Linked DNA regions of Homo sapiens: region 1 is linked to region 2. Evidence: chromatin loops called from intact Hi-C (ENCODE). Cell type or tissue: psoas muscle. All regions are shown on one strand. Links, peaks and the distances in the headings refer to the core of each region. The heading gives the core; the rest is flanking DNA. Region 1 holds the start of LINC00908 (long intergenic non-protein coding RNA 908). Region 2 holds the start of LINC00683 (long intergenic non-protein coding RNA 683).

What was found. A loop is a pair of places that touch in the nucleus more often than their neighbours do. Peaks named below come from ENCODE experiments on the same cell type or tissue, not always from the same donor. Only the 100,000 strongest peaks of a DNase experiment are listed, where the experiment ranks them.
Region 1: a loop joins it to region 2, with 2.0 times the contacts of the local background. A loop is called at or near these places in 5 of 110 quality-filtered maps.

What each region holds. Positions count from the first base shown.
Region 1 is chr18:76,515,254-76,530,995 of GRCh38, forward strand. It overlaps LINC00908 (long intergenic non-protein coding RNA 908), which reads left to right and starts at 13,402. Exons shown (of 3, transcript NR_015417.1): 1 at 13,402-13,710; 2 at 15,131-15,211. RefSeq lists a silencer at 6,939-7,233 and enhancers at 13,144-13,784, 13,785-14,423, 13,921-14,000, 14,424-15,063. In psoas muscle, for the core only: no CTCF peak of the experiment used is centred there; no DNase peak of the experiment used is centred there; H3K4me3 peaks cover 2,160 bases; H3K27ac peaks cover 1,866 bases; H3K27me3 peaks cover 2,159 bases.
Region 2 is chr18:76,614,779-76,630,520 of GRCh38, forward strand. It overlaps LINC00683 (long intergenic non-protein coding RNA 683), which reads left to right and starts at 4,999. Exons shown (of 2, transcript NR_120419.1): 1 at 4,999-6,416; 2 at 7,979-8,781. LINC01927 (long intergenic non-protein coding RNA 1927) reads right to left here. Exons shown (of 5, transcript NR_110784.1): 5 at 8,003-8,418. In psoas muscle, for the core only: a CTCF peak has its summit at 5,650 (motif pointing left); DNase peaks (open chromatin) are centred at 4,693, 5,343 and 5,643; H3K4me3 peaks cover 1,345 bases; H3K27ac peaks cover 658 bases.

The DNA of each region.
Region 1 (15,742 bases), core at 7,022-12,021, 96 kb before region 2:
TACTGAATTGTATGAATGTTCTGTCATACACCGTAGAATATTTAGCTTCAGTTTTTCGCTTGCTTCAGTGAAATAACATATATATACAATTTTTTTTTTGAGACGGAGTTTCACTCTTGTTGCCCAGGCTGGAGTACAATGGCGGGATCTCAGCTCACTGCAACCTTCGCCTCCCAGGTTTAAGAGATTCTCCTGCCTCAGCCTCCCGAGTAGCTGGAATTACAGGCGCCCACCACCACGCCCAGCTAGTTTTTTGTATTTTTAGTAGAGACGGGGTTTCACCATGTTGGCTAGGCTGGTCTTGAACTCCTGACCTCAAGTGATCCACCTGCCTCAGCCTCCCAGAGTGTTGGGATTACGGATGTAAGCCACCACACCCGGCCCAGTATCTGCCTAGATATTTCCCAAAGGAAATATGCAAATGGCCAACAAGCTCATAATACATGCTCAAAAGCATTAGCCTTCAGGGAGACTCAAATAAAAACCACAATGAGATACCACTTCACACCCACTGGGCTGGCTGGAGTCAAAAGGCAGATAATAACAATAATTGGCAAGGATGTGGTGAAATGAGAAGCCTTGTATACTGCTGGTGGGACTGGAAAATGATGCAGCCACTTGGAAGACAGTCGGACAGGTCCCCAAAAGGTTCAACATGGAGTTACCAGGTGACCCAGCAATTCTGCTTCTAGGTATACACCTAATATAAATGAAAACATGCATTTACACAAAAACTGGTACACAGATGTTCACGGCAGCATGATTCATAACAGCCAAAAAGTGAAAACAAGCCAAATGTCCATCCACTGATGAACGGATAAAGAAAATGTGGTGTGTGTAATTGATGGAACACGACTCAGCCATGAAAAGGGGAGAAGAACTGACACACGCCATCACATGGATGAGCTTCTCAGAACAGTATGCTGAGTGGAAGAAGCCAGGCACGAAAGAATGCATCATGTCTGAGTCCATTCATATGAAATGTCCTCAACAGGCAGATCCAGAGGGGCCAGAAAGTAGATTCGTGGTTGACTGGAGTTGAGGACCTTTGGCGGGGAAATGAGAGTGACAACTGATGGATATGAGGTTTCTTTTCAGGGTGATGAAAATATTTTGATACTGGAGACGGGCCATGGTTACACAGCATTGTGTATATGCAAAAAGCCATTGAATTGTACACTTCAAATGGGTGCACTGTACGGTAGGTAAGTTATACCTTAAAAAAAGCTGTTACTTGTTTGAAATGACAGGACTGTTAAATACACACACACACAGAGGTCAAGTGGTCTGAAAGACAGGGTATCTTCCTAGATACCCAGGAGGAGAGAGATGGAAGTGTTGGCTTCTTGCCCTGACTTTGCCATTTACTAGCTGTGTGATTTTTCATAAGTTCTTTAACTTCTCTGGGCTTTAGATAGCTCATCTGAAAAATGAGAGGCTGGAACTAAATAAATCCTCCCATAAAAGAGTTCTATGCTCTAGATTTAAAGTGGAGCTGTATCTGCTCATATGGAAATATGAGCATAATTATGAAAACAGTACATATTGTACCTATTTAAGATCTATAACAATATATAAATTGTGGCTGTCTTATATAATGGGTGATTCGGGTTTTGCTTTTATCCTTGTATGCTTCCTAATTCTTTCATAGCAAGCATATTTTATGTTATACTTGGAAAAGCCTTATAAAAACCAAAAAACAGTGTTGTATTGCATAGGTTAAAATATGATAGCTTGATATAAATACAAGCCTGTTAAATCTATAAATACAAATGCAAGACATTTGTAAGTCCCCTGTGATGTGTGGAGATATTTGAAATCCCTCCGTGTATTTAAAATTGGGATTCTTTTTTTTTTTTTTTTTTGGATGGAGTCTCACTCTGTTGCCCAGACTGGAGTGCAGTGGCGCAATCTCAGCTCACTGCAACCTCCACCTCCCTGGTTCAAGGGATTCTCCTGCCTCAGCCTTCCGAGTAGTTGGGGCTATAGGTGCCCGACACCATTCCTGGCTAATTTTTCTATTTTTTAGTAGAGACGGGGTTTCACCATATTGGCCAGGCTGGTCTTGAACCCCTGACCTCGTGATCTGCCCGCTTCGGCCTCCCAAAGTGCTGGGATTACAGGTGTGAGCCACCGCAACCGGCCAAAATTGGGATTCTTCTATACGAATGAAGTTCTTCGTTTAAACGTGTTCTTTGTTTTCAAATTGAATGTGGTCCTTGGCACATAGTTTTGATTTGTATCATGTATGTGCAGGTGCTGAGTTAACTCACATAGACACCAAGGTAGCGAGGGGGCCTCTGGTGCCCCTTTCCCAATAAAGGGGAAATGGAAAAATACTGAATCTCGCAATTTCATATGCGAAACTCCGTTACTTACAATGAGTCTGGACTGAGAACAAGACGAAAGCTATGGTGAGTAAGTTATACCATGCAATCAGTAATTTTTCCATGAAGGAGGTAATAAAACGGTGAAGACCTTCATTTTATTTTAGGATTCCAAACTAGGAAAGTAAGATTTACAAGACCACTTCGATTAAATTAAAAAAAAAAAAAGCCTTTCTTTAACTGAAGTATTTCTAGTGAACACATTTGAAGTGGCATTTTATCTCTATGAGCACGAAACAAAGGTCATGTATGTTAAAAAGTGAATACAAACATAATGGAAGATCTTACGTATGAGGGTGGGTTTTGGGGGGACCTCAAAAATCCATCCCCATGCGTCCCTCCAGGTGTTTGCTTGTTATGTCTGGAAAGGGATCTGGAGGTCATGGTGGACCTTAGAACTCCCTCAGCAAATGTGGCTGCGACTGGCTTTTACTCTGGGAGACAAACTGCCCCTTGCAGTGTGAAGGGACCCACGATAAACACTCGTCCCTTTGCCTGTTACCCTGCACAATTAGAGGCAAGCAACAGGACTCTAAGGATGTTGGTTATTTCTGCAGCTCGAACACATACAGATGGAATTGGAGATGCATATGTTGTGTTAGGAGCACCCCCCCCTTTTTTTTTTTTTTTTTTTTTTTGCCTGGCGTCTTTATTGTATTTGTTATTTAAATATCCTGTTGTGTACGTATAAAGACAGGAAGTGAGTTATACAAAACCTTACAACAACAACAGTATTGAGTGTCAGACAAGCAGATGTGCCTGGTGTTTGGGGAGATGATATATATTTAGTTTTTGAAAATGTTCAATAGTACCACATTTTCTCTGGGAGAAACATTCTCAGTATTTCCAAAGAAGCATGGCAGCGCCGCATAAATATTCTCCGGTTAATCACGGGCGCTTGGGCCTGGAGCAGCAGACTTTCATTATTGAGCTTTTTGCTTTGCTTTATTTGTGTTTCTTTCAGAAAACTAAAATCTTGTCTTGCACGGTCAGAGAAAGAGAGGTGGGATCGATGTCCTCTGTCTATTCCCTGGTGCATTGTTCCTGCCTGGGCTCCGCGGGGCTTGATGCGGATCAGAATCTCTGTGCACACAGGAGAGGGATCCTCTTTCAGGTCCACACCGCCGCCGGTTGTGCGGCCGAAACTGCAGCCCGGGGTGGTGTGGGAGAACGTCCGCCAGGGCTCACGCCCCCGACTCGACAGAGAACTGTGGGGAGCAGCTCCTTCCTCTCTCGGGAAAGGGTCGACACCCCCTGTTCCCATCTGAGCTTTTTTTGTTGTTGTTCGCCCATTCACATTTCCTTGGTTGTATTTTGGATTTAAGATTTTAAAAATCTATACATTTTCCAACGTTGGGTAGTAAAAAAGAATTTTGATTTAGAGTAGAAAACACGTTTGTAAAAACCCAAGGACTTAGCTTGTCAACTCTCGTGTTCATAAAATAAACTGGCTAAGATATAGTAAAATGGCGTTTTAGGAGAGATTACAACAATTATTAATTTTATTAACAACATTGAAAATGAGACTCTCCATTTCTAGCATAGTAAAGCAGCCCTTTTAATGGTCTCACATGAAACGCTGAACCCTGGGATAGGAAATGGAGAGGAGTTTGAAGAAGAGTGTTGACCGTTCCCATTAGTTTCTGAGCTGGCTCTAAACGCCAGATAAAGAATGAGTCCTTCCTGCGGTGTAAGCCCCTCGGCTCTTTCCCCCTCCTTCTGGTGGACGGGAGCAGATAGGTTCCATTTTCTGCCTCTAAAATGATCCGGAGCCTCGTGATGCTTTATCTCTACAACCAACGCCACATAGTAATTGTGAAGCCCCTACTTTTACACAGTGAATGTAGCTTTAGCTTAAACAGCGCGTTCTCTTTAAAGTTTCTCAGAAGGATCTCAAATCTGACAAAATGTAAAAGGACATAAACTCAGATGTTTGGGGGAAAATTTACTGCATTTTGCTTGTATGTTTTTCATGCTGACAATTTGCATATATTCATTCATTAGTTTGTTAACTTTATTTAAGAACTACACATTTTAAAAGTCATGTTAAAATTAGAGAAAGTGATTCAAATGTACCATTTCACAATAAAATCAAGAACAACCTAATTTCTTGTCACTGTTTCAGCTTCATTTTTCCTTTGCTTTTTTTTTGTTAGACTGTAAGAATTGTTATTTTGAAATCAGTGTGCACATTTTTGAGCAAATCTTTCTAAATAGCTATTTGTGTAAAACTTAAACTTTAATAAGCTTCGGGGCAGCATTGTTCGGTGTTTGGATTGCAAGGTGCCCACCCTTTTCAAGTGGCATTAGTGAATCCCAGCTTAAAAAGCTTAATGAACAAGCACATCCCACTCAGGAGGCAGCCTTGTTAGAAACTACAATTTGGTCCAAAGGCAGCCTTTTTATGTATTTGATTTGCTGATTTCTCAGAATTAGGTAAACTATTGCTGGAACTGATTTATGTTAGCATCACTTGAAAACATCATTTGGCCAGCTATGTTTTAAACACCTTAGCTTGATCTCTGTTTCTGGGTTTTTCTCAAACATTGAAAAAACAAATCAATGGTCCTTTGGCCACTTGAAGCCTTATTTTTTATTTCCCTTAAATAACACGAAACTTCAGGCATGCATTGCAGTACCATAATATGTGTGAATGTGTATGTATATATTTATAGATGTTATATTTATAGTTATAGTTGGATTTTAATAACATTCTCTTCCAGTTATGATTCTTCTTTGGTTATCATGTGCTCTAGGATTCCCACCCTTAGTGGTAACGTGATGACAAATGGATTCCTAAAGTAGTATTTAATGGCCTTTGGGTTTGATACAGCAACTGTTCTTATGTTCATTCACAGGCTTTGTCACAAAACACAGTCCAGTTTATTCCTAGCCCTAGGAAATAATAGCTCCTGACATTTGTAGGATTAAAATATAGGATTAATGATCAGCTTTTAATGTGCAAATTAAGTATTCAGTCTGAGAGTATCAGCCTTCCTGTTACCCATCTTATTTATCCCAAATTTCCTGTTGAAATAAGTGCAGGTAGAGAGTTTCCACCTCAGCCAGCAGGAATCACACTGGTACAAAACTTCTAGACTTTTACGATAAAATAAAAAAAAGTAAGGAAGAATACTTTGGAAAGTAGCATATTTATATTTCTACTGAAATGCCATCAAGATTTCAGAGCAGTTAACGATTAACTTTAAAAACTGCAAGGCCTGAATCTCAACCTAAAAAATAAAAAAGCTGACAGCTGAGCAGAGCTTCCTCTTCCCTGTTGAGTCCTATCCACTTAAATGGGGAGAAAAGGGAAATTTATGGCTTTCATGTTCTAGTAAGAAAAAATCATTGTCTTATTCTCAGTAAAACTGGGAAAGGTGCTTTTTTTCTGAAAACTACGGCATAGCTGCCTGCCTTCTTTAAAGGCTTAATAACGTTCTTTGTCAGTCTTCACTCATGGCAACCCATTTAGAGGCTACTTATATGCATCAAATTATATGGTTAAATACCATTGCATATTTTCGTAACTAGAAAAAGCATTTTTAAATACAATGTTTAAAAGACTTTTCTATTGTCTATGCCACAAGGGGGGACATTTAATTTGCAAAGTCATCTGCATGGCAGTAACAAGTTTCAGGACTGACATTTCTCCAGCTAAATGAAGTCCTTTTTTTCTTTTTAAATTTTTTTTTTCATTTTCAAATAACCTCCTTCCTGCCATTTTGGTGGGATTTAGGTTTTAGGAGTCGACTGATTTATTATAGCATACAAGCTTGATTGGCGAGGCTTTATTTTTCATTGGTATCATGTTTGAAATTATTCTTTGGTCTCAGTAACATAGGTTGACTGGACACATGCATCCCAGAACAGCAGCCCTCAAGGAGGCTTTCAAGAGCCACACACAGAAGTAAGAGCGTGCCTCACACTTGCCACGGGTGCGTCCATGAAAGGCACACTGTCATGCACACTCTCCACTTCGGCAACTCACAGCCCTTCTCCCTCCTTCTTTATATCGTAGTATGCAGAGGCTAACAGGATCTTTATACCATAGTATGCAAAGGCTAACAGGATCTTTATACCATAGTATGCAGAGGCTAACAGGAAAAGTCAATTCAACTACTTGAGAACTTTGGTCCTAACAAACTGCTTCTAAATGTCTCCCGGGAGATTTCTTTTGTTATTTCAATAACAATGCCAATTTAAAAGGATACCTCTGATTTCCAACAATCCAAAGCAATATATTGCTAAGACCCTTTGAGAAACTTAAACCACATATAAATGAACCGTACAGATTCTCTTTTCAGTGCATTTAGATAGCCATGGGAAGCAGAGGTTTCAGAGAAGCGGGTTTAAAATGAATAGGGCATCGCCAAAAGTATAGAAGACTATAAACATTATGACGCACACACTGGCTTTCAGACAACAGCCTTGATTTCAACCAGTGAAAATCCTAGGAAACTTTTTAACAAAGACTAAACTCTTTTAAATGAGCATTCAGCCAGAGCTCCATGTGTTTATCACGGGGCAGGGAGATTTGGAGGAGTGGGAGCGTGGGGGAGCTGAGTGAAGGAGGTCAGGGTGAGTCCTGTGCGCACAGAAGGCCGGGCCTCCTCGCCCTGCTGCAGCCACCTCCTTTCATGCTGAATGAGCCGCCTCTTCAGGCACAGAACCGTCTGTGACTAAGGGGGAACTTCGTGCCCCGTACAGCAGCAGTGAGGTGCTCCTGCGCCGGCCTAGGGAGGTCTGTGTGCTTCTGGGCCACTACCTTTTCCCGTTTGTTTTGAAAGCAAGCAAGGCAGCCATTCCTGAAACGCGCGCCTAGGAGCCTGGGAGCGCCGGCGTCACAGGCCACGTCCAAGAGACCACGTCTCTTGGATAAATAAAGCGCTTCAGAGAAATCCTTGCTCATTCGATAGAGACCATTTAAAAACTGTATTATTTATAATAATACAAATTATTATGTTATAACACCCATAATGACAAAAACTGGCAAAGTTATGATGCATTTATTTTCCTTTCTCTTTCTTCTCTTTCTTCCTTACTTCCTTCTTTTTTATCTTTCTCTTTCTTTCTTTCTTTCTTCCTTTTTTCTTTCTCTTTCTCTTCTTTTTCTGTCTTCCTTCTTTTTCTTTCTTTTTTCTTTCTCTTCTTTCTCTTTCTTTCCCTCTCTCTTCTTTCTTTCATTCTTTATTTCTTCCTTTTCTTTTTTTTCTGAGATGAAGCCTCACTCTGTCACCCAGGCTGAAGTGCAGTGGCCTGATTAGGGGTTACTGCAGCCTTGAACTCCTGGGCTCAAGAGATCTTCCCACCTCCGTCTACTGAGTAGCTGGAATTGCAGATACACCGCACCACACCCAGCTAATTAAAAAAACATTTTTTTTGCAGAGATAGAGTCTTGCTATGTTGCCCAGGCTGGTCTCAAACTCTGGACTCAAGTGATCCTCCTACCTTGACCTCCCAAAGTCCTGGGATTATCGGAGTGAACCACTGTGCCAGGCTGGTATTTTTATTTTCTTATTTTCTTTTTTGAGACAGAGTCTCGCTCTATCACCCATGCTGGAGTGCAGTGGCGCGATCTCAGCTCACTGCAAGCTCCACCTCCCTGGTTCCAGCAATTCTCCTGTCTCAGCCTCCTGAGCAGCTGGGACTACAGGCCGCACGCCACCATGCCCCGCTAATTTTTTTTTTTTTTTTTTTTTTGGAGACGGTGTCTAGCTCTGTCCCCCAGGCTGGAGTGCAGTGGCACAATCTCGGCTCACTGCAAGCTCCGCCTCCCGGATTCATGCCATTCTTCTGCCTCAGCCTCCCAAGTAGCTGGGACTACAGGTGCCCACCACCACGCCCAGCTAATTTTTGGTATTTTTAGTAAAGACGAGGTTTCACCATGTTAGCTAGGATGGGCTTGATCTCCCGACCTTGTGATCCACCCACCTCAGCCTCCCAAAGTGCTGGGATTACAGGCGTGAGCCACCATGCCCGGGCCCCCAATTTTTGTATGTTTAATAGAGACGGGTTTGAGCATATTGGTCAGGCTGGTGGTATTCTTATTTTCTATAGTACATATCTTATATAAGAAAACTAAAGTAGTGATAGGATTTACCTAGTCTACCAGGTTGCTAAAAAACAGGTGTTTAAATTGTGCAATGTTGCGTAGAGGACTATTTGGCAAATATTGGTAACTTCAGCAATCTCTTTCACATCTGACTTCCCCCCAAAGCTCCAGCTGATGCCCACCTGCCCTAACATTATGGTATCTCATCACGGCCATGCAGAGCAGTTTCTATTGAAGTTTCTTTTCTAAATACATCTCCAGGGGTGCCAACTTTGCACTATCAAAAGCCCCAAAATGCTTGGGGAGGTTAATATTTTTAAAAGGCCATTTCTTTCCGACAATACCCAGGTTTGAAATCTGGGTTGAGGATCTTGATCAGGACAAACCCACAAAGTCTTCATACTGAGAAGGAAACATTTGCTCTAAAGAATGAACTAAATATGTTAAAATTAGAAAAGGAAAATTAAGTTGACTTTAGCATTTTCTTAACTGATTTTTGTTACCTGGAAACAACTTCTAAGAGAAGTTAAAAACACTTTAAACTTTTCATTTAAAGTTAAGTGGAAAATGGGGGTAGAAAACAATCTTCAGGAATGAGAAAAAATGCTATTTAAACAAAAAAACTCCACTACTTATAACTCTATTGAATAACTATCAAAAACATTCAGAGATTGTCGAGACTAACTGGCAAATTAATATTATTTTTTAAACTAACTGAAAAGCCTGATAAAAGGCACCTGAAACTATTCCACCAGCATGCTCTTGCTGGGAGGTTGTTCGAGACAGCTTTGGGGTTTTCAAACCTTAAATCAAGTAGAATTGAAAAGTTGACAGAAGCAGAGAAATCCACACACACACGGCTGAATTCAATTATGTTTTGCAAGAAAAGTGACTGAGGTATGTCACAAAAAGTAGGCAAGGAAGATAGATACAATTTCACAATTAACGTCATAGTTCACACATTGGACCATGACCAGTTTATATTTACCAAAGTCACAAAATAATGAATGCTTTATATGTTTCCATATGATTTTTGCATTTAGAAAATGTTTGTAAATTGCCTATCTAAGAAAAAAAATCACTGACTTTCTTTAAATGAAAATTTCCATTTACTTCTTCATCAAATAGTTGTGTTTTCTAATTTATCTGTGGTTCTTTAACCAAGAACAAATATATCATTAAAAAGAAAAATAAAAGACATAAATGATACCTACAAAAGCAAAACGTAGAAGCCTATTTATCGGGTACTCAGAGGGTTGGATAGGCAATTTTCTTATTTTAGAAACCATAAAAAGAACGATGTATTAATTAATTTATTAATTCTTGAGTGAAACTGCCCCAGCGAGTAGCTGTGTGCCAGTGCCAGTGAGGGACCAATTATTATTCGCCCCACACAGGACAATATGGAGAGTGCTATCAGAGGGGACGCCGGGGCTTTTCACCGAGTCCTTGCTGCTGTTGGGCTCTCAGTTGTTTGCTCTATTTTCTTTATTTAGCCATAAGACCGTGATCTGGGGTTTAGGACAGCAATATTTTTACAAAAGGCGCACTAAACCTCCCACATCTGCACAGCTCTCGTGACGATCTGTTCTGCACCCAACGCCGTGTTTTCCTGAGAGTAATATGTCCGCTGTGTCTTTAAAAGAACCACTGTGTCAGCTTTCATCTCGCTGTTTGCACTTTTACCTGTAATCTGATTGTGGGGAGAAAAGGAGAACTTGGGTATCCCTCCCTGGCACCCTGTTACCAATAGCATTTGTTTAGTTAGTAATTCTATCTCAGCCGGGACTTTTCCCATTCGCTGGGTTTGTTGCACTCTGTGTACATAGCTGCATCTCCATGGCAATGGAAAAACATGATGCTGGAGATTCAAAAGGGGGCGAGGGAGTGGAGGAAACACTACCCTCAGGTCCCAGCCTCCCGGGAGGGGCTGGGCTAATTTATATGTCAAGTTAAGGGATGCTGGGACTCAGAGATCAAAGAAGGTCAAAACTGGGCTCTTGGAATGGGAGATATTTATTATGTTTAATATAAATACAAATGTGTCCAAGAAGAGAAACTGAAACCTTAAAAGGCATGTAGATTGTGATTGGTAAACATAAATAACACATCTGAAAATGGGTAGATTGCTAAAATTAACAGGCACTTTTAAAAGCTGTCTTAATTTAAATCAGGATAAATTAAGACAGTGACAACCTCAATTGAAATTGAAAATACAAATCACTTGAAAACGTTGATTAAAATTTCTAACAAGACTTTAGAAATGTCTTGTAATACCTTCTGACTATAAATGCACTTTAGACATTTCTGGTTTCACTCCTCAGCTACATGTTTTGTTATTAAGAGCATTTGTTTCATACCGTTAACAATACAGCACTAGTTTGACAAATTGTGGTATGGGGGTGTGAGTGCCTGATGGAGAAAGAGGCTTTGTCTTTTGGGGGGCCCATTAGTGAAACAACTAATAAGCCTATAGCAAAACTGATATGATGGGAAATGACTTCTATTCAGTTAACTCGATTATTAGTGCTAATTGGGGCCAGGTGAAGCATGGATAATTGAAATTCACAGATAATCCAAAAACCTCTATTTAACCAATAACTTCAAACTTCTTCCCCATCAAACCAATTACCGGAGGAGCTAACAAATAGAAAAAATGGATTAAATTGAATTTCACTTCCCCCAAAGATTACCACTATGATGTCTTTTTTATTGATTAATTCAGAGCAAGAGCCAAAGATTAACTATATTTTAGAGACTAAATTACAGATAGTCCCCAACAATTAAAAAGAAAAAGATTATATTCCAACGGTTTGTTTATAAATCAGTTACTTCAGTTACTTGAAGCTCAGAATGCTTTTTCTCATAGAACAAAGCGTCGATTGGGGTAGGGTACCAAGGTAGCACACAGAGGTCAGCCAGTAACCCAATGACACTGGAAATATATTTAAGATTCTCAGCTCCTTAGTCAAGTTCTTTTGAATCCTAAATCCTTACCCTCCCACCCCTAAATCTCTCTGAGCCTTCAATCTATTTTTTTAACTGAAGTAAAACTCACATAGCCTAAAATCAAAAGTGTACAACTCAGTGGCATTTAGTGTAGTCACGGTGTTATGCCACCATCACCTCCAGTTTCAAAACACTGTCCTCATGCAGAAAGGAAAGCCCCCTTGGACCCATTAGCAATCATTCCCCATCCCCGACTCCTTCAGACCCTGGCGACCTCGGATCTGCTTTCTGTCTCTATGGATTTGCCTCTTCTGGACATTTCATACAACTGGGCTCATAACAATCTGTGGTATTTTGTGCCTGACGTCCTCCACTCAGCATAAGGCTTTTAAGGTTCATCCACGTTGTGGCATGTGCCAGTGTTTCACTCCTTCTCATGAGTGAATAATATTCCATCGTGGGGATACAGCACACTTTACTTATCCATTCCCCCTCTTGGAGGGGTGCTTGAGTTGTTTCCATTTTGTGGCTACTGCGAATGCTGCTGCTATTAAACCTGATTTTGACCCTGTGGTGGCATAAGGAGCTCATCAGGGTGAACTGGAAGGGGTGTGCCCCACTGCTGGTGTCTGGTCAAGCAAACCCTCACCCCTTGAGAGAGGAGTCAGTGGGAGACACCACTCAAGTCTCCATAATGAGGGACAATTTCAGGCTGGGACAACATGGTGGAGGAAGGACCTCTTCAGAGAGGAAGTGCACGTAAGGGGCAAGGACCCTAGAAAGACCTGTGGGACCTGTGGAGAGTATGCACGTCCTTCAGATTGAGGCTGGTTTGAGGCCGGGTGCCATGGCTCACGCCTGTAATCCCAGCACTTTGGGAGACCAAGGCAGGCGGATCACCTGAGGTCAGGAGTTCGAGACCAGCCTGGCTGACAAGGTGAAACCCCGTCTCTACTAAAAATACAAAAATTAGCCGGGCGCGGGGGCACACACCAAAAAAAAAAAAAAACAAACCTGGGCTGAGTGCAGAAATCAGTCCAATCCAGGGAGAAATCTGGCAAATACTCTTGGCCAGCTCCTGTTTTTCTGAAAACATAGGTGCCAGAAGAGCATCCGGTAGCAGCTGCCAAGTTCAATACTAGGACTCCACTCCACAGACAATTCTGTCACCCCATTGTGGGTGTCCTGGATGCCCAGAAAACCCACATCTCTTGATAAAGTCCTCCTGTGGTAAGTCTGCAACCCCTCTGCACCCAGCCCCTCTGCTGACACCCCCTCTGCACCCTGCATCTTTGCCAAGTGGGGAGAGATGCATTCCAGAACTCCAGTGGCAGGATCTGCCCTTGCCGGGATCATGCAGACTTGGCATTTTCCAGTACCTACTGTTGCTTGAGGTTTCTTATAATAGAGCAGGATGAGCAACACGACTTCTCGTTTTGTAATTTGGCACATATGTATATGTTTTATACATACATGCTATGTGTCTATATGTACACACGGCAATACATACGTGTATATGTATACGTATATATGTATGTCAACGAATACCTAAATATATAATCATATGAAACAAACTGTTTATCCCTGTTCCATAAACTTCATATCAATTCAATAAATAAAATTTATTCAAAATCCAATCATCCCAACACATTAACATTTAATTTTTCCCTATTTTCTGTCTGTGTTTGTCATTGAATATTAAAAGTTTTGCTTTTTTTTACTATTTCACCTCTTTTCTAGGTAGTCCATAATTTTAAAACAATATATATGGCACCACTTGGTCTTCACAGCTTTCAAGACAGGACTGTCAAGGCAAGGACACTCCTTAGGGGACCCTGTCCCATAAAGTCAAATTATGCGGGATGAGTCAGTGACGCAGGAGCTAAAAACAGTGTCCCTTTAAAAATGTGCATGCCTTTGAAATGGAATAAGTAAAGTACTTGCAGATGCAAATGGTTTCAAGTTTCACTGGAGACCCAGCGAAAGCGGCTGTTCTCAAAGTTGCCAGGCAGTGTGGAAACGCCCACTGAGGGGCACACAGTGAGGCGGCCACTGGCTCTGTGTCCTTGGGGAAGCCCCTTCTGCGGTCCCCTCCATTGTCTGCGTGACAAAGTGGACGTAGAACTCCCCCATTTCCTGCCCAGGGCGGGTGAGGACCCTGCACACACACGGTGTGTTTGTGAGCTGTGCAGAGTGGGGTCTCCCTGGCAATGGCCACAGCCTCCAGGGGCGCTGACACCTCCCGTCTAACTGGTAGACAGTTTCTGCCTCTTCTTGTTTGGGGATTGGAGAGGGAAGTGCGTCTGGATGACTACTAAGGTAAATATGGAATGGGCACCGCGTCTTCCCTTTCTTCTCTCCCTTCCCACGCACCTGCCTGGCTCCCCGGCTCTCCCGCCCTGGCCAGAGTCAATGTGAGCTGCAAAGTCCATATGTGAACAGCTGTGGGCAAGTCGTGCAACAGTGCTCATGGGACTTACTACGCATCTAAGCCGCTGAACTTCAGCTGGACCCCAAATGGCCTTGGTCACGTTTTGTTTCTGTTTTGTCATTTCCGGCTGCATCTCCCACAGTCTCAGCCCTGCGCTCCTTGCTCTGCCTTCTCCTCCCCACAGCTTCTTTGCAGATAACATCCTGGCCGTATTATGCAACTGAACCCATATTATCCGGGGGAAACTTACCCTCCTCTGCTCTCTAAATCTTCCTTTTCCTTCTGGTTTTGGAGAAAGAGGAGCTCCTTTCCATCAATCAGGTCAACCTCTTCCTGTTTCCTTTCTTCATTCTTCGTTATTTTCCACTCCTGAGTTTTGGACTCTTCTCTCGGTCAATAAGTATATCCGAATTCTTCCAGCTGTAAAACCAACAAATGAAAGGCCTCGTGTACCAAGGCTGCCCCCGCGTGCGGCCCCCCGGGCTGTGTGGCCTTGGCCTGGAACACAGCCCCGCTGCCACCTTCCTGCACTCCGTGGGGGAGATGGGCGGTGCACACTACCCAGAAGTGGAATGTGCATTTCACAGAAAATGACCAATTTAAGCAGAAAATTAAAGCAGAAAACGGGGTGAGAACGGCAGACGCGTGTGTGGGCACCGCAGCGTACACGCTTAGGATCCCGAGTTTATTTTTCTAGGGCCCGTGTGTTGGTGCGCATGCGCGTGCGCCCCCACCACCTGAAATCTTGGTAGTGCCTGTTAACCCGGCAGTAGACCCATGGGTGAATTTACTCTCTTCTCTGTGTCTTTCTGTATTTTCCATGCTTTCTGTGACGAACAACATCATACATACCGCTACTTCTTTTTTTGGGGGGACGGAGTCTCGCTCTGTCGCCCAGGCTGGAGTGCAGTGGCGCGATCTCGGCTCACTGCAAGCTCCGCCTCCCGGGTTCACGCCATTCTCCTGCCTCAACCTCCCAAGTAGCTGGGACTACAGGCGTCCGCCACTACGCCTGGGTAATTTTTTGTATTTTTAGTAGAGACGGGGTTTCACCGCGTTACCCAGGATAGTCTCGATCTCCTGACCTCGTGATCCGCCCACCTCGGCCTCCCAAAGTGTTGGGATTACAGGCGTGAGCCACCGCGCCCGGCCACATATCACTTCTTCTATTGTGCATTCACTGCACACCAAGCACTTCTATTGGGCGTTCACTACACACCAAGCCTAAGTAAGGGCTTTCTGTGCACGCTCTCATTTCATGCTTATGACACTCTGAGAATTAAGACCATTTTGGCCCCTGTCTTACAGATGAGGAGGCTGAGGCCTAGTGCTCCTAGCGGGCTTGGTCAAGAGCAGGAGGCGGAGGTGGTGGAAGGCTGTTTCCCTGCGGTGAGTGCTCACACGGTTGGCGGTGATTTCTCCGCAGGGTCTCACAGGCCGGTGCTCTCAGGAGCCACACCTGAAGAATGGCAGGACCCAGGGTGGGCAGAAGAGGAAGGTGAACTGAGGAACAGTTGCAACAGAGGCCTCGGCCAACCCCATGGAGGGCTCTGAATTTGAGAGCCCTGAGAGTCACTCCCCCTGAGGCAGGAGGCCAGGCGTTGCACCCATGCGCTGGCCACTCGCTGGGGACAGGCTGTGTCCAGGGAGGGTACCTGTGTTTGGGTGAGGTGCCCTTCAAGAAGGGCAGTTCCTGGAGAGTCCCCAGATAGAGGTTGTCAATAGTTGACACTTTCTGCAGCTGGCGGGACAGCGCTTGGTTGAGGGGGACTCTGGGTGGCCCACTACAGTGTCTACCACAAATGCCTACCTGCTCTCCAGGATACATTCAAATCTCGCCACCCCCAGGAGGCCTTCTTAGATTCCCATGGATCAGAATGGGCCTGGGATGCTCTCTTCCCATGTCCCTCAGGCTTGCTT
Region 2 (15,742 bases), core at 3,494-8,493:
GCAAGAGGCAGAAGCAGTCTTAAAAAGGGGGTTTGAGAAGCCAGCAGCTCAGTCTCAGGTTGTCTAGGGATCCCTTCCTGCCATGGTAGAAGCCTGAATTTTCAGATTTTCTCCAAGTATAAAGATAAAAAAGTAAATGAACCAAAACAGTTCAAAATTAAGTTGATATTATTTAAACACTTCATTATATATTCTGGTTTCTCTTCTGATTGCATAAAATCCAAAGGGAAATTCTTTGCCTTCTGGAAATGAATTTGTCCAAAGGAATCTCTAGCCTTGAATTTGTACCAAAAAAAAACACCCTAAAAACATATGAGTGATCAGCTGGCCCTGTTGGGGTCTTTCTGGCTGGAAGATGAATAAGGAAAGGCACATCTGACATTTCATTTCACTGACATTTTATTTTGTTCTCAGTCTTTTTTTCTGTTTCCTCAAGTACATTTTCTGCTATGATGCTGCAAACAGGCACCAGGATGAGTCAGACCCATTTAAGATTGTTGAGCCTCACAGGTTTAGCGATTTAATTACGTGTTTTGTGGGATTTGCAAGCTGCGTGCAATCTCCCCGCGTGCCTCAGGTCCACAAGTGGCAGTGGCCCTTGTCTCTCTCTGGTTTTGTTTGGTGGTACATCAGGCCAGTCTCTGGAAGCCCGGAATTGAGGATGCAAGCATGTTCATGCGCGTGGTGTAGGATCGACGGGGAAGGAAATCGCTGGAGACCTTCCGCTCCCTCCTCCACCTGGGGCTGGGCCGTGAAAACGTGAGTGGGATACAGTGAGGGTTTGTTGTGTGTGTTTGTTTTGTGAACATGTTGATTAAGGGTGCTGGCCAATCATATAGAAAGAAACATCTGGCAGGCACTTGGAAATGTGGAAGGGGTGTTCAGGGCAAAGGACCATCCAGTTCGCCAAGTCCACAGAGGCTGATCTTAACGGCAGTCTCCGTTACAAGATGCTGTTCAAGATGCTGTTCTAGATGCCAGAGATATTGCAGGAAGCAAACAAGTGCTTGGGACTCAGTTTCTAGATGGGGAGGCAGAGGGACCAAGGCAGCGACGCGTCTGTCAGCAGTGAGGTGCTAAGAGGTAGGAAGAGGGGCATGCAGAGGGGCAGGGAGTCAGGGAAGGTGGAAGGGGGATGGGAAGGGCATTGGAACAGGGGGAGGGCCCAAGGCTGTGGGGGAGAGGGCTTAGAGCAAGGGGACCTGTGGTGCTGCGGTCCCAAGAGCGGTGGTGACCAGTGCACGATGTCATGAAGATACTAAGAACTGCTGCACTGTAAACTTTAAAGTGGTAGATGTCATGGTATGTGAATTGTATCCCAACACAAAAAAGTGATTCATCATAAAATGGTTGAAAGCAGTTTAAAAATATTGAGTGATATAAATTTAAAAATTAAAACCTCTTGATTCCTTCACTGACTTCACCTTCCTCATTGCTAATTTCCAAAGGGAAATCATGTTACCACTGTGCAGAAACCTTCTAGGACCAGTAAAGTATATATGTGAGCATCTTTTTTTCTTTTTGGCAAAAATAGGATCAAACTTTAAGTGGTGTTTTGCAGCTCGCTTTGTTTAAGGGACAATAAACATCTCCATGTCAATTCAAGTGCCTAACTGTTAAAGAAGTGCCTAGTATCCCATTGTCTGGCAGTCCTATCGCTTACTTAAGCAGCCCTTTATCAATGGACACTTAAATGTTTCCAAAATTTTGCCATGAGACTCTGAACTGAATATGCTTGTGCCGGCATCTCTGTAAACTGATGCAAGCATCTGCGTTGCATGAATTCCTGGAAGTAAAACTGATGGGCCAAAGGACATGTGTGTTTTAGATCTTGATAAATATTGCCAAATGGCTTTCCAAAAACTGTTCCTAATGGACAGGGTCCCAGCGGTCAAGCAGGCCCCGTTTCCTCCTACCCTGCGGGCTGAAGTCTTCGTCCTCTGAAGAAGTCTCCAAGACCACTTGACTGGGGGTGATGGAGAAGGCAGGGTGTGGGGAGATGAGCCTCAGCCCATCATGGCTTGAGCTAGGATGGCTGTATTTTCATTTGGATATAAACTGTAATTCTGATAACAAGGTTTTTGAGCAAATAATTCTGCTTTAAAAAAAAATAAGAAAAATAGGCCGGGTGCGGTGGCTCACTCCTGTAATCCTAGCACTTTGGAGGCCGAGGAGGGCGGATCACCTGAGGTCAGGAGTTTAAGACCAACCTGGCCAACATGGTGAAACCCCATCTCTACTAAAAATACAAAAATTAGCCGGGCGTGGTGGCAGGTACCTGTAATCCCAGCTACTCAGGAGGCTGAGGCAGGAGAATCGCTTGAACCTGGGAGGTGGAGGTTGCAACGAGCTGAGATCGTGCCACTGCACTCCAGCCTGGGCAACAGAGCGAGACTCCATCTAAAAAAATAAATAAATAAAAAAAGTTTAAAAAATAAGAAGAAGAAAAAGAAAAAAACATGTTTGGAAACCATTAACAGGTTCTCCTAAAGCCATTTTCCCTCTCCCTTCCAGAGTCCCATTTAACCCTGCTGTGGCCTCCAAATGGCACCCAAGGAGCTTCATGCCAGCATTCACACCTGTGTAGCCCCATTTCACACCTAACAGAGAGGACCTGTGTTACCACAGGTAATGCAGAATGATGGTATTAAGGACATTGCAGCTTCCGCCTTGTGTGGTCTGATCTCCCATTCTGGAGTAAGATAGCACTGTGTCCTGAGGGCAGAGGGGCAGCCCTTTGAGACCCCAGGTGAGGCAGAGCCGGCCTGGAAGTCACCCTTAGGCCCTCAGCCTGACCCACACCATGCCTGCGGTCTCGTGGGAGACCTTGAGCCAGCACCACCCCGCTGAAGTGCTCCTGAATCTCAGCCTGCAGAAACTGTGTGAGATAACCTGTGTTGATTGTTGTCTAAGCCTCTAAAGGCCGGATGAGTGTTAGGCAACAATGGATAACTAGTAGACCTGGACTTGTGTGGTTCGGGGTCCTAGATGCTAAAAATCTGGTTTTATGCTTGGATTTAAACCTACCTCTGCCTCTGCCCCGTCGGAGGTCCTTGGCATTTCCTCCCGGGTTAGGACACCTAGCCCCAGGCATCTCCTCTCATGACCTTTACCAATGTGGTGACAGTTCAGATGAAGGTCCTTGGCATGAACAGGAGTTGTAAGGATGGATATAGTGACTCGGTGATTGAATACTAAACCCAAATTTAAAATAAACGTGGGTCATTTGGTCCTATAATCTTTGAAAAAGCAATTATGTATAACGGCAGAAGGTTTCAGCTGGATGTCAGATTATACGGATCTAAGAGTCAGTAGGAGGCCAGAAGAGTGGGAACTATTCTTTTCAATGTGATGGTGGGAAGCGAAAACAGAGGGCTCTTTTTTTGTTTCTTGGTTGGTTTGTTTACTAAGGCATGGAGAGGTGAGCTTGTGTTGTGGGAATAAGAGAAGGGATTCGTGGGAGGAGATTGAAAATGCAATCTAGAGAGGGTCATGGGTGGAGAGGGGTGCAGAAAGATGGGGGTCAGCTTGACTCTTGTGGTTTCCCTGAACTCTGCCTCATTCTAGAGATAACTGGGGTGAACTGGTGTCTCAGTGGGACTGTGGAATCCACAGGTGCAGAATGAGGTGCTTGTCCAGCTGAGGTGGGTCTTCCTGGAGTTGGAAGCATGGATGTACAGGAAGCCCTGTCACCAAGGCTGGCAATTCCACCTGAGGATCAACTCGAGAAGTGGCCATCAGAAACCTGTGACGATGAACCCGTGGCTCTCCTTTTGCCTGCTGCACCCCAAGTGTGGGGACTGTACTTGGCACACAATAGGCATTTAATGCACATTGAATGGATGAAGTCTGAATGTGGTTGCTCAGAGTTGGTGATTACCGAAGTCAGAATGGAGGGAGGTCAAGGGGCTGTGTCTTGAGGGAAGAAGGAAGAACCTCGTGGCAATGGCTGAACTGGGAATCCAGAGGTAAACTGATCCAGCATGGGGGAGGGAGGCTTAGGGTCTGGAGATGATTTAATAAGAGTAGCAGGGCCCGAGAGGGAGGCAGCAGGAATGTGGCTGGAGGAGCCTCCAGGAGCCCTCTGCCAGGGTCGTGAGAACCCATGGGCTGGGGCCAGGGAGATGAGAGGTGGAGGCTGGGACCATGGTGTCCTCTTCTTAATCAAAAGCTGATGCATTTTGTTTCCTCTTGAAGGTCTCAGAGTCCCCACAAATCCCTGCCTTGTTCACAACAGTTGGGGCTTTGTGCTTCTCTCTGAAATAAAACTTTTATCTTAAAAAAAGAAAAGAGAATGTATCCAATATAGTATATCATAATCACAGTATTGGGAACTTTCCCAACCCTGGTGGGAAGGAGGAGGAAGTCGTGGGTTCACTGGGGCACAGGAAAAAAATGCCAGAGATGTCCACCCCTAATTTTTTTCCTCTCCTCTTCTGGGTTTCTGTTGTAATGGATTGAAAATACACAGGAGATGTAATGCAAAACTTGGCTTTGATTTTTTTTTCCCACCTAACTCTTTAAAGGTTTGGAAAGATTTGATTACATGGCAGGGAAAGTAAAAATGTGGATGAGATATCCTGACGCTCAGGCCACATGACCAGGTGATAAGGCGTTCAGAGACTGCCAGCGGCAGCTGCTGGCTCAGGTGCGGCCTGTGTGGGAGGACTCGTGTCTCGGTGGTTACAGAGAAGCTGGCTTCCACGGTGTGAACCCGACTGAATCACAGGCCGCTTTTTTGTTCTCCCTCGGCCTTGGAGGGCCTGGGACGTTCCTGTTGCCCAACATCCTGGTGAGCTGAGAACATTCTGTAGATTAATTAGGTTCTCTCCTCTGGCTCAGCAGGTCTGTTCTAGCCATTTGACCAAAGGCTCTCTGATATTTTCTACCAGCCTTAGAACGACAGTCTGCAGATGTGTGCACATAAATGTCTGGGAGGAGCACACAGATACTGTGGGAGGAGTGGGTCCGGCGTAGCTATTGGGAGATCTCGCTCGTACACATGGCGCTACATAGAAAGAATGCCCTGAGGTGAAGGTGACAGCTCGGCAGTTTCTTAATACCCTGAACTTGAGCGTGGCCTGCGCTAGAGAAAATACACGGTGCTTCTTAAAAACAAAAGCCAGCAGCCTGCAAGAGGGCTGTGCCTGCGAGTTCCTGGGAGCAGGAGGGGGCTGTTCCTCCGCCCCTGGCTCCAGTTTCACCCAAGTCACTTCACAGCAGTTGGAAGGAGGTCACCAATTGTTGAGTGTAGGCGGGGGGCGGGGAGGGAGAGGAAGAGGGATGAAAAGGGAAGGCCCGGGTCAGCTGGGAGAGGAGCTCGCGGGCTTTCCGGCGGGCTGGCCTGAAGTGGAAGGGCCCAGGGCTGCCTGCCACCCTCAGATGCCACGCAGGTGTTGGGAGGGCACCCGTCTGTGGGCTCAGGGACGTGTTCCCACCGACAGGCACAGAACGGAAAGCACCTTGGGGGAGACGCCCTTCTCCCCATCTCAGGAGGGAGGCCGGGCCTGCAGACCTCCAGCCCTTCCCCAGCGCTCGCTGTGAGCTCCCCCCCCCCACCCGCCCCCCACGTGCTGGGGAGCAGGTCCGTTTCCCCACCAGTTTGCCTCTGGTCTTTGTGTTTGCTCTGAGGCCAGGCGCGCCCCCTGCTGCAGGCCTGGGCTCCTGTGTGGAGTTCTCCTTTCAGATGTTGCTAAAATGTCTTGAAAGGCTGCGGCCACACCAACAGACGTCGTCCGGCCTTCTTCACACGCAACGAAGCGCCCAGGTGGAAATGCATGTACCCGCGGCAGCTTCTCGGCAGCGGGCTTCCTGGGACGGAAGACACAGGCTCGCCCGAGGGAGACGGAAGCAGGGGATCTGCTAGAACTCAGCTCGCCTCCTCCTTTCTCAGCAGGGCAGAGAATCATGGGCTTGTGCTGACGAAAGCTCCAGAAAATGGACTCATTTAACCTTTCCAAAGATATTATCCAAGCTGCAAAATCTTGGCAATCTGAAGACCTTTTAAGTCGATATACCAAAGAGCTTTAGTCAGGATTGAATGCAAAATGCCAAAATTTCACTTTTAAAATCATCGTAACATCTAAATACAACCTAAGCACACTTGTAAACTGATGCCGAACAGGCACTTGGAGAGCCCTCCCTGCACCCCTTCCTCGCCCCCTCCTTTGTGCAAATGCTGTTTGCCCAGAACTTCAGCCACTGAAAATCCTGGGAACTTTCTCTTCCTGGCTGCCAACCTAGCAGTTTGGACTCACAGACGAGATTTTTAAATCACTGAGGGATTTAAGCCTCTCTGTGTCACAGAAAAGCGAACACCCTCCCAGTTGAAGGTGGCCCCAAAGATGCGGGCCTGGGACCCAGGACTTCTGCAGGAGAGTGGACGCCTGGGTGCCCCCCGCCTTGCCCTGCACATGGTAGGTGCTCAATAATTACACAATAAATATTCACACAAAGCAGTGATTCTGCCGAAGAGATCCACTGCAATGCACCTGGCTTCCTAGAAGCAATAAATGAAAAGCTTTTCTATTTTTTTAAGAAAAGAAAAGATTAATGAAGCCCTGACGTAGAGGCAGAGAGCTCAACAGAATCCAGTGACTCAAGGCGTGCGCAGAAGCAATTTGCTTCTGAAACTCTAAACACCGTTCTTTAGTACTTCCTGACACTCCTCAGCAGCAAGCAAATAAATATTTACATGTGGAAGGAGACTGTCCTTTGAAATGTAGGTTGTTCCATTCAGAAGAGAAATACGGCAAGGTGCCACTACTTTAGTGGCAACACGCGTTATTATTTATGTTTTCCAGTTTGAAAATCGTGCACTTTCTATCAGGACCCTTAAATGGTAAACACTGATTCCCACGTGAAGCGAATTAGTCCAGCAGCCACCCCCCCCTTGGTGGTTCAGGGACAACAGCATAAGCTTTGACAAATCACCCTTTGTTTTATGCTTTGATTACCTGGTGAGCTAAAAACAATGATAGTAAAAGCCTGGACCTGCCATGTATTCAGTCTGCATTTGTTACTCTCCCCTTTCTTCCATTTATGAGTTTGTTCCCAAAAGATTTTTTTAAAAAAATTCTGACTTGAGTAACTTTTCCTCTGATCTGATCTGTTGTCAAATTAGTGGGTGGCAGGAGAAAGCCAGTCACATGATATCATCGTTTCCTATTCAAACAGACGGCTTTTTTTTTTTCAGTAAAAATACTCGACTGCAAGACTATGAGTGTGCAGATAATTCTGCTGCTTACTCCGATTGGAGGTGTCTCCAGGGAGTTTCCAAGCACAGGAAGCATTCCTGCTCTGAGGTTTCGGAAGAACACTTTCAGCAGGATTTTGGGTCACTGAAATGAAAGTGAACTATGCTCTGTACAAATGTATCATGTTTAATTCAGGAGAAATTCATGCATTTCTTTGTTCTATAAATATTTACTGGCAGCTCGTTTTGTATAGGAGGCTGCCACCTCCCAAAAGCCCCCTGCTCCTCGAGTGGGTTGAGCCTGAAACCCCACATCCACAGACGTGCCCAGCGGCCTTGGGTGCTCAACACAGGCTCGTTCAGGTACGACCAGATAACGGGGCATACCTGGTCCCAGAGTTCAAGGGCTTGTCTTATTTTATTTTAAACATCAGACTCTAACTGCTTGTTTAATCTAAATGTTAGCAATCAACCTACAGCCACCTGAAATATGTGAGTGGTGTTTAACAGATGATAAAGATCATATATTACTTGCATGGAAAGAATGTAGAAATATAGGTGTCCCTTTTAGTCTTTAGTGTGTCCCCATAATCAATGTCCCCAGCTCATTAATGAAAAGGTCCCCTCCTCCTCCCCCATCGCTGCCCTCATTCCTATAATGTAAACAGCCACCAATGGCTCCTATTTCTTTGTTCAAACAAACAATAGCCTTATAACGAAGAAGAAAATTAGTATCAGGTGAAAGCCTCACTTCAGGGTGCTTATGGCTTTTTCTTTTTTCAGAATAACAGAGTACACCAGTCATCATAAGAAGAAAAATTCACATTTAAAGTTTGGAAAGCAACAGGACAAAGGTCTGTCTTCAGTGGTGCGTAGACATGCTCGTGATTGAATTGGAAATAGTTCTCTTTCCTTCTCTCTGACTTCCTAACTGAAAAGCTGCAGCGTGGGGAGAAAGGCTGCTCAGAAGCCTGGAGCCAGAACACGCACCCCGGCTTTTGCAGGGCCGGCTCACTTGGTTAGAATCAAAGGAAAAGCCTTGTTATTTGGGAAGCTGGGCGTCCTCACCAAATTAGGGGATTTAATTTGCAGATATCTAAGGAGTGCTTTGAAATGAAAGATGAACTAAAATCTGCTCTGAGGCCCGTGATTTTTCACCAGTGAAGGACTCTCTTGCTGCTGGACATACATGAAAAGCATCATCTGATCTGAAACGCAAGTCCCTGCAAGACAGAGGAGAGACTTTATAAACATTTTATACCATTCTATGAAATCAATTCGATTCAGGGCTAGAATTCAAGAAGTAATCCATGGGCAAGTATATCTGATGGTAAACCCAAACGATTATATTGTTAACCTCTTGTACTTTTTTTAATTTTTTATTATTTGATATTATTATCACAAAAGTCGCTGGAACAGGATCCATGAGCTGCTTCTTCACTGCTTAGTGTTTTCAGAAGCTGATGGATTATTAAGCTCCAATTGAATACTTGATTTCCAATGATTCCATTAATTTTTCTGGTTTGTGGTAGGATTTGATTTACTTATTTTGTACTTTAACACACCAATAAAAAATAGATACTAAGAAATAGTGAAATTTGTTGCTTCAAAATAACCCTTAAAATTTAGAGTTTAGTGAAATTAAGCAATTCAAATAGAGAAACGATTATCCTTCATTTCCTTAAGGCACAGAAATTGAGACTAGGTTCAAGAACCTTCATATTTTAAAAACTGGAAAATACTGGCTAAGTGAGGACTGGGCGGTCATCCTCCACACATGCTCTGTGTGCTTGGAGCGAAGAGGGGAACGCACTGAATGAGATGAACTGGAAGGAGGTGCAGCAGCGAAGGAAATCCTTCTGTTGGGAGAGTTCACGTGTTTAGGATAATCCTTCGAATAGGACGCAACAGTGATGTGAGGAGAAGCTTTGGAGCTGATTTAGATTGAGACAGTCTATCACAGGCTGTTTGGTTGCATCCCTTTGGGGCCAGTCTCATTTTAGGTCTAAATATGCAGGAATGGGGCTCTGGCTTCCAGAAGTTTCAGGCTGCAAAAGGCTGGGGCCACCATCTTTACAGATAATCCATTAGTTTGATTCTCTTGGGGGCCAGGAAGAAAACCAAGAACACTCAATGGACTATGGGACTCAAATAATCCACAGGAGGCGTTTGTAAAGGGGCAAAACTGTGTGTGCCCAGTAATTCTTGGAGCTCGCAATAGAGGTGGAGAAGCAGTGATGGGCCCCACAGCAGCAGGGGCTTGGGAATGACGGAAAAGAACAAAATGATGGAAGGACAGCTGGAAGAAACAGGGAAGCTTCCTTTTAACTGGATGCTGGGTCTCAGCCTTGAATAGTTCCTGGCCTTCGGAGGCCTTTTCTCAGGGAGCATGGCCTGGGGACTCCCTGCTTGCTCTGCTGAGCTTTCAGGGAAGGAGAAATGGGCAAGGCCAGAGGCGACCATCAGGTGCTCCGTAGGCACAGAGGCAGAACTCAAGGTTTAGCTTTACCTTAAGAGGGTGACTGCAAAGTGTGCTCCCTGGACCAGGGGCCTCGGCCTCACCTGGGAGCTTGCTAAAAATGCAAGTTGCTCTCACCCAGACTGAATCTAAAATTCTGGGTACAGCCCAGCAATCTCTGCTCACACTTTCTCCAGATGATTCTGGTGCAAGCTAACCTTTCAAAAGTCCTGGGTCCCATTCCCAGAGGCTGTGATTAAGTTGGTCTAGGGCTGTGGCCTAGACCTGGGGATTTTGGAAGCCCACAGGTGATTCTGTTGTGCAGCCATGGTTGGCAGGCTGTTCACGGTGCTGTTCAACAGGTCCTGCTGTGGGATGGAAAGGGTCTGTATCTGCACTGGCCAATGTGGGAGCCAGCCCTGTGGCTATTGAGCACTTGGCCCCTGGCTAGTGCAACTGAGGAGCTGAATTTTTCATTTCATTTACTTTTAATTAAGTTTAAATAGCTAAATGTGGCTATTGTCTGCCTTATTGGATAGCAGAGTTCTAGAACCACAGATAAATGTAATACTGTCCCTTTAGTTGATTTAAAAATCCAATGCCTCTGTAATCCTAGCACTTTGGGAGGCCAAGGTGGGCTGATCACGAGGTCAAGAGATCGAGACCATTCTTGCCAACATGGTGAAACCCCGTCTCTACTAAAAATACAAAAATTAGCCGGGCATGGTGGCAGGCACCTGTAATCCCAGCTACTCGGGAGGCTGAGGCAGGAGAATCACTTGAACCCACGAGGCGGAGCTTGCAGTGAGCCAAGATTGCACCACTGCACTCCAGCCTGGTGACAGACGGAGATTCTGTCTCAAAAAAAAATGCCTCACAGAGTTAAATATTTAAGTTGATAAGAAAAATGGTAGTCGAGTCTTTGAGGATTATTTTAAAATCCACTTTTGGTGATAAATAGATAAAAACAGTGTGGTAGGGCCCAGAAGTTCTTCCTGATTTCTACCTGTTGGAGCTGAATTCCTCAATTTTACTTGTAGGAGAACGGCTTCCTAAAGGGCACCTTACCCAGCCATTCCTGCATGCAAGTGTGTATGAGAACTGCAGGGGGCATTATATGAAAATCCAATTCCTGGGCTCTATCCCAGATGTTCCTATCCAATAGGTCTGGGTTGGGGCCCTGGAAACTGCATTTTTGGCAAACCCCTTACTGATTTGGATGCACAAGTTTCAAGGAACAGGCACTAAGGATCGCTGATGTAGAATCTGTTTGTCCATCCAGGAAAGCCAGAGTCACCACACTTGAGTAAATGGGTTTTGATGTAGGAAAGGTCTTTATAATTCTTTCATGAATTCACCAAACTTTAAAAACTGTACTATTTTTGGCTGGGCTTGGTGGCTCACGCCTGTAATCTCAGCACTTTGGGGGCCAAGGCGGGTGGATCATGAGGTCAGGAGATCGAGACCATCCTGGCTAACACGGTGAAAACCTGTCTCTACGAAAAATACAAAAAAAAAAAATTAGCCGGGCGTGGTGGCGGGTGCCTGTAGTCCCAGCTACTCAGGAGGCTGAGGCAGGAGAATGGCGTGAACCCGGGAGGCGGAGCTTGCAGTGAGCCGAGTTCGCACCACTGCACTCCAGCCTGGGTGACAGAGCGAGACTCTGCCTCAAAAAAAAAAAAAAAAGCGGTAGTATTTTCAAGACTGTGCTAAGCTGGAGGAGAAATCGGTGAACAGGGTTCAGTGCCTCCCTTTAACTAATAACATAAATACACTTCGTGTTGCTGTGTAGTTAATATTCGCAGCTGCTGAAGGTGCTGCAATTCACCGGGTGACTGCTGAAAACTCCAATCAGTGCCTGACTTATGTTCCTTTCCACACTGCACAGGAAGGGCCTTTTTGGGTAGTGTCTACAGCTGTTAACTGTTTGTGGGCTCAGCCTTCAGATGCTGTGTTACAGAAAGCCCTTACCGCAATCCTAAATGCTGCTTCTTTTATTAATGGTACTGTCATTTATTTAGGGCCTCCTGTATGTTAGGCAATCCACAAACATTGCACATAGCATGAATGTATTGTTCAAACTGAAATATTTTTGAAAGTAAATGGGGACAAATTAAAAATTCTTTCAGGACAGCAAAACTGTGGGACACACTGGGAGGTACTGTCACCTTAATTAGACATCATCATTACTGGGGGAATGAGAATTATGAGGTCACACAGCTAGGAAGGGGCCAAGGCCCCAGCATAGGTCTGTCTAATTCTATCCTGGGTTGAATTCTGTGCCCCAAAATTCATGTCTACCCAGAAACTCATAATTTGACCTTATTTGGAAATACGGTCTTTGAAGACATAATTAATTAAGATGAGGTCATATTGTCCACTGCCTGGCTAAGTATTGAAGGTGTGTCCCAACCTGCACAGGGTCCATTGGCAAAACCTGGGAGACTTACCGATTCCAAGTAGTTAAGGAAATCTCTAATTATTAGCTGATTTCTAAGCTAACTAAGGAGAGACTTCAGTGGCTATACATGACAAAGAATAGAGACTTTACAGAATTAGTTCAGAAAAGTCACTAAAGAAACAATTAGCTATACCTATAACAAACAACAACAAATCCTCAAGAGGGGAAAAATATTTCCAGAATTGTCACATTATATTATCTAAAATACCTAGTTTTAAATACAAAATTATGAGACATGCAAAGAAACAAGAAAATATTACTCATTCACAGGATAGGAACTGTCCCTGAGGAAGCTTAGACATTGGGCTTACTCAACAAAAACTTTGAATCAGCTATTTTAAATAGATTCAAAGAACTAAAGAAAACCATGTCTAAAGGTCTAAGGAAGGGATGATAATGCTGTTTCAAGAAACAGAGAATATTAAAAGTGACATATAAATTATAAAGAAGAATCAAATAGAAATTCTGGAGTTAAAAAGTACAGTAATGGAAATACAAAATTTGCCAAAAGAAAGTCTTAACAGCATACTTGAGCAACAAAAGAAGCAAATTTGAAGGTATGTCTATAGAGATTACATAGCCAGAAGAAAAGAAATTAAAAGAATAAAGAAAAGACAAGGAGCCTCAGAGACCTGTGTGACAACTTTAAGCATAAAAATATATGCATAATGGGAATCCAAGAAGGAGTAAAGAGAAAGAGGCTGAATGAATATTGGAATAAATAATGACCAAAATCTTCCCAAACCGGTTGAAAGACATAAATCTGTACATCCAAGAAGTTTGATAAACTCCAAGTAGAATAAACTCAAACAGATCCACATCAAGACACATCATAATGAAACTTTCAAAAGATAAAGACAAAGAGAGAATCTTGAAAGCAGCAAGAGAGAAGCAACTCCTCATGTATAAGCAATTCTCAATAAAATTTATAGCTCATTTCTCATCAGAAGGAAATCCTTCAGGGTAAGATGAAGGTATCCTAGAAAATAAATTGAATCCACACAAAGAATAAAAGAACACTGATAAAAGTATCTACAAAAGTAAACATATAAGACAGTTATTAATGTAATTTTTGTTTGTAACTTCTCTCTTTTTTTTCTTTATTTTGTATTTCAATAGGTTTTTGGGGAACAAGTGGTGTTCGGTTACATGAATAAGTTCATTAGTGGTGATTTCTGAGATTTTGAAGCATCCATCACCGAAGCAGCATACACTGTACCCAATGTGTAGTGTTTTATCCATCATCCCCTCCCACCCTTTCCCCTGAGTCCCCAAAGTCCATTGTATTATTATTATTTGTACTTTAAGTTCTGGGATACATGTGCAGAATGTGCAGGTTTTTTACATAGGTATACATGTGCCACAGTGGTTTGCTGCACCCACCAACCTATCATCTAGGTTTTAAGCCCCACATGCATTAGGTATTTCTCCTAATGTTGTCCCTCTCCTAGGCCCCCCATCCCCTGACAGGCCGCAGTGTGTGATGTTCCCCCCCTGTGTCCATGTGTTCTCACTGTTCAGCTCCCACTTATGAGTGAGAACATACGGTGTTTGGTTTTCTGTTCCTGTGTTAGTTTGCTGAGAATGATGGTTTCCACCTTCATCCATGTCCCTGCAAAGGACATGAACTCATTCTTTTTTATGGCTGCATAGTATTCCATAGTGTATATGTGCCATTGTATTATTCTTATGCTTTTACATCCTCATAGTTTAGCTCCCACTTATGAGTGAGAACATACCATGTTTGGTTTTCCATTTCTGAGTCACTTCACTTAGAATAAGGGTCTCCAATTCTATCCAAGTTGTTGTGAATGCCATTATTTCATTCCTTTTTATGGCTGAGTAGTATTCCATGGTGTGTGTGTGTGTGTGTGTGTGTGTGTGTGTGTGTATCACATTTTCTTTATTCATTTGTTGATGGATGGACATGTGGGCTGGTTCCATATTTTTGCAATTGCAAATTGTGCTGCTATAAACATGGCATGTGTAAGTTTCTTATAAGGACTTTTTCCCTTTGGGTAGATACCTAGTACTGGGATTGCTGGATCAAACAGTGGGTCTACTTTTAGCTCTTTAAGGAATCACCACACTGTTTTCCATAATGGTTGTACTAGTTTATATTCCCACCAACGGTGTAAAAGTGTTCCCTTTCTACCACATCCATGTCAACATCTATTATTTTTTGAATTTTGAGTATAGCCATTCTTGCAGGAGTGGGGTGGTACCACATTGTGGTTTTGATTTGCATTTCCCTGATAATTAGTGATGTTAAGCATTTTTCCATATGCTTATTGGCCATTTGTATATCTTTGAGAATCTCACTTTTTGATGGGATTGTTTTTTTCTTGCTGATTTGTTTGAGCTCTTTGTAGCTTCTGGATATTAGTCCTTTGTGAGATATATAGATTGTGAAGATTTTCTCCCATTCTGTGGGTTGCCTGTTAACTGTGCTGATTATTTGTTTTGCTGTTGCAGAAGCTTTTTAGTTTAATTAAGTCCCATCTATTTATCTTTGCTTTTGTTGCATTTGCATTTGGGTTCTTGGTCATGAAGTCTTTGCCTAAGTCAAGGTCTAGAAGGGTTTTTCCAATGTTATCTTCTAGAATTTTTATGATTTCAGGTCTTAGATTTAAGTCTTTGATCTATCTTGAGTTGATTTTTGTACAAGGTGAGAGATGAGGATCCAGTTTCATTCTTCTACATATGGCTTGCCATGTACTTCAGCACCATTTTTTGAATAGGGTGTCCTTGCCCAGCTTTATGTTTTTGTTTGCTTTTTCAAAGATCAGTTGGCTCTAAGTATTTGGCTTTATTTCTGGGGTTTCCTATTCTATTCCATTGCTCTATATGCCTATTTTTATACCAGTACCATGCTGTTTTGGTGACTATGGCCTTATAGTATAGTTTGAAGTCGGATATGTGATGCCTCCAGATTTGTTCTTTTTGCTTAGTTTTGCTTTGGCTTTGCGGGCTCTGTTTTGGTTCCATATAAATTTTAGGATTTTTTTTCTAGTTCTGTGAAGAATGATGGTGGTATCTTGATGGGAATTGCACTGAATTTGTAGATTGCTTTTGGCAGTATGGTCATTTTCACAATATTGATTCTACCCATCCGTGAGCATGGAATGTGTTTCCATTTGTTTGTGCCATCTATTATTTCTTTCAGCAGTGTTTTGTAGTTTTCCTTGTAGAGGTCTTTCACTTCCTTGGTTAGCTATATTCCTAAGTATATTATTATTATTATTATTATTATTATTATTATTTTGCAGCTATTGTAAAAGGGGGTGAGTTCTTGATTTGATTCTCAGCTTGGTCACTGCTGGTGTACAGCAGAGCTACTGATTTGCGTATATTAATTTTGTTTTTGTTTGTTTGTTTTTGTTTTTGTTTGAGATGGAGTCTCACTGTTGCCCAGGATGGAGTGCAGTAGCACAATCTTGGCTCACTGCAGCCTCTGCCACGCAGGTTCCAGTAATTCTCCTGTCTCAGCCTCCCAGGTAGCTGGGATTACAGGCATGCACCACCACGCCTGGCTAATTTTTGTATTTTTAGTAGAGATGGGGTTTCACCATATTAGCCAGGCTGGTCTTGAACTCCTGACCTAAGGTGATCCTCCCGCCTCGGCCTC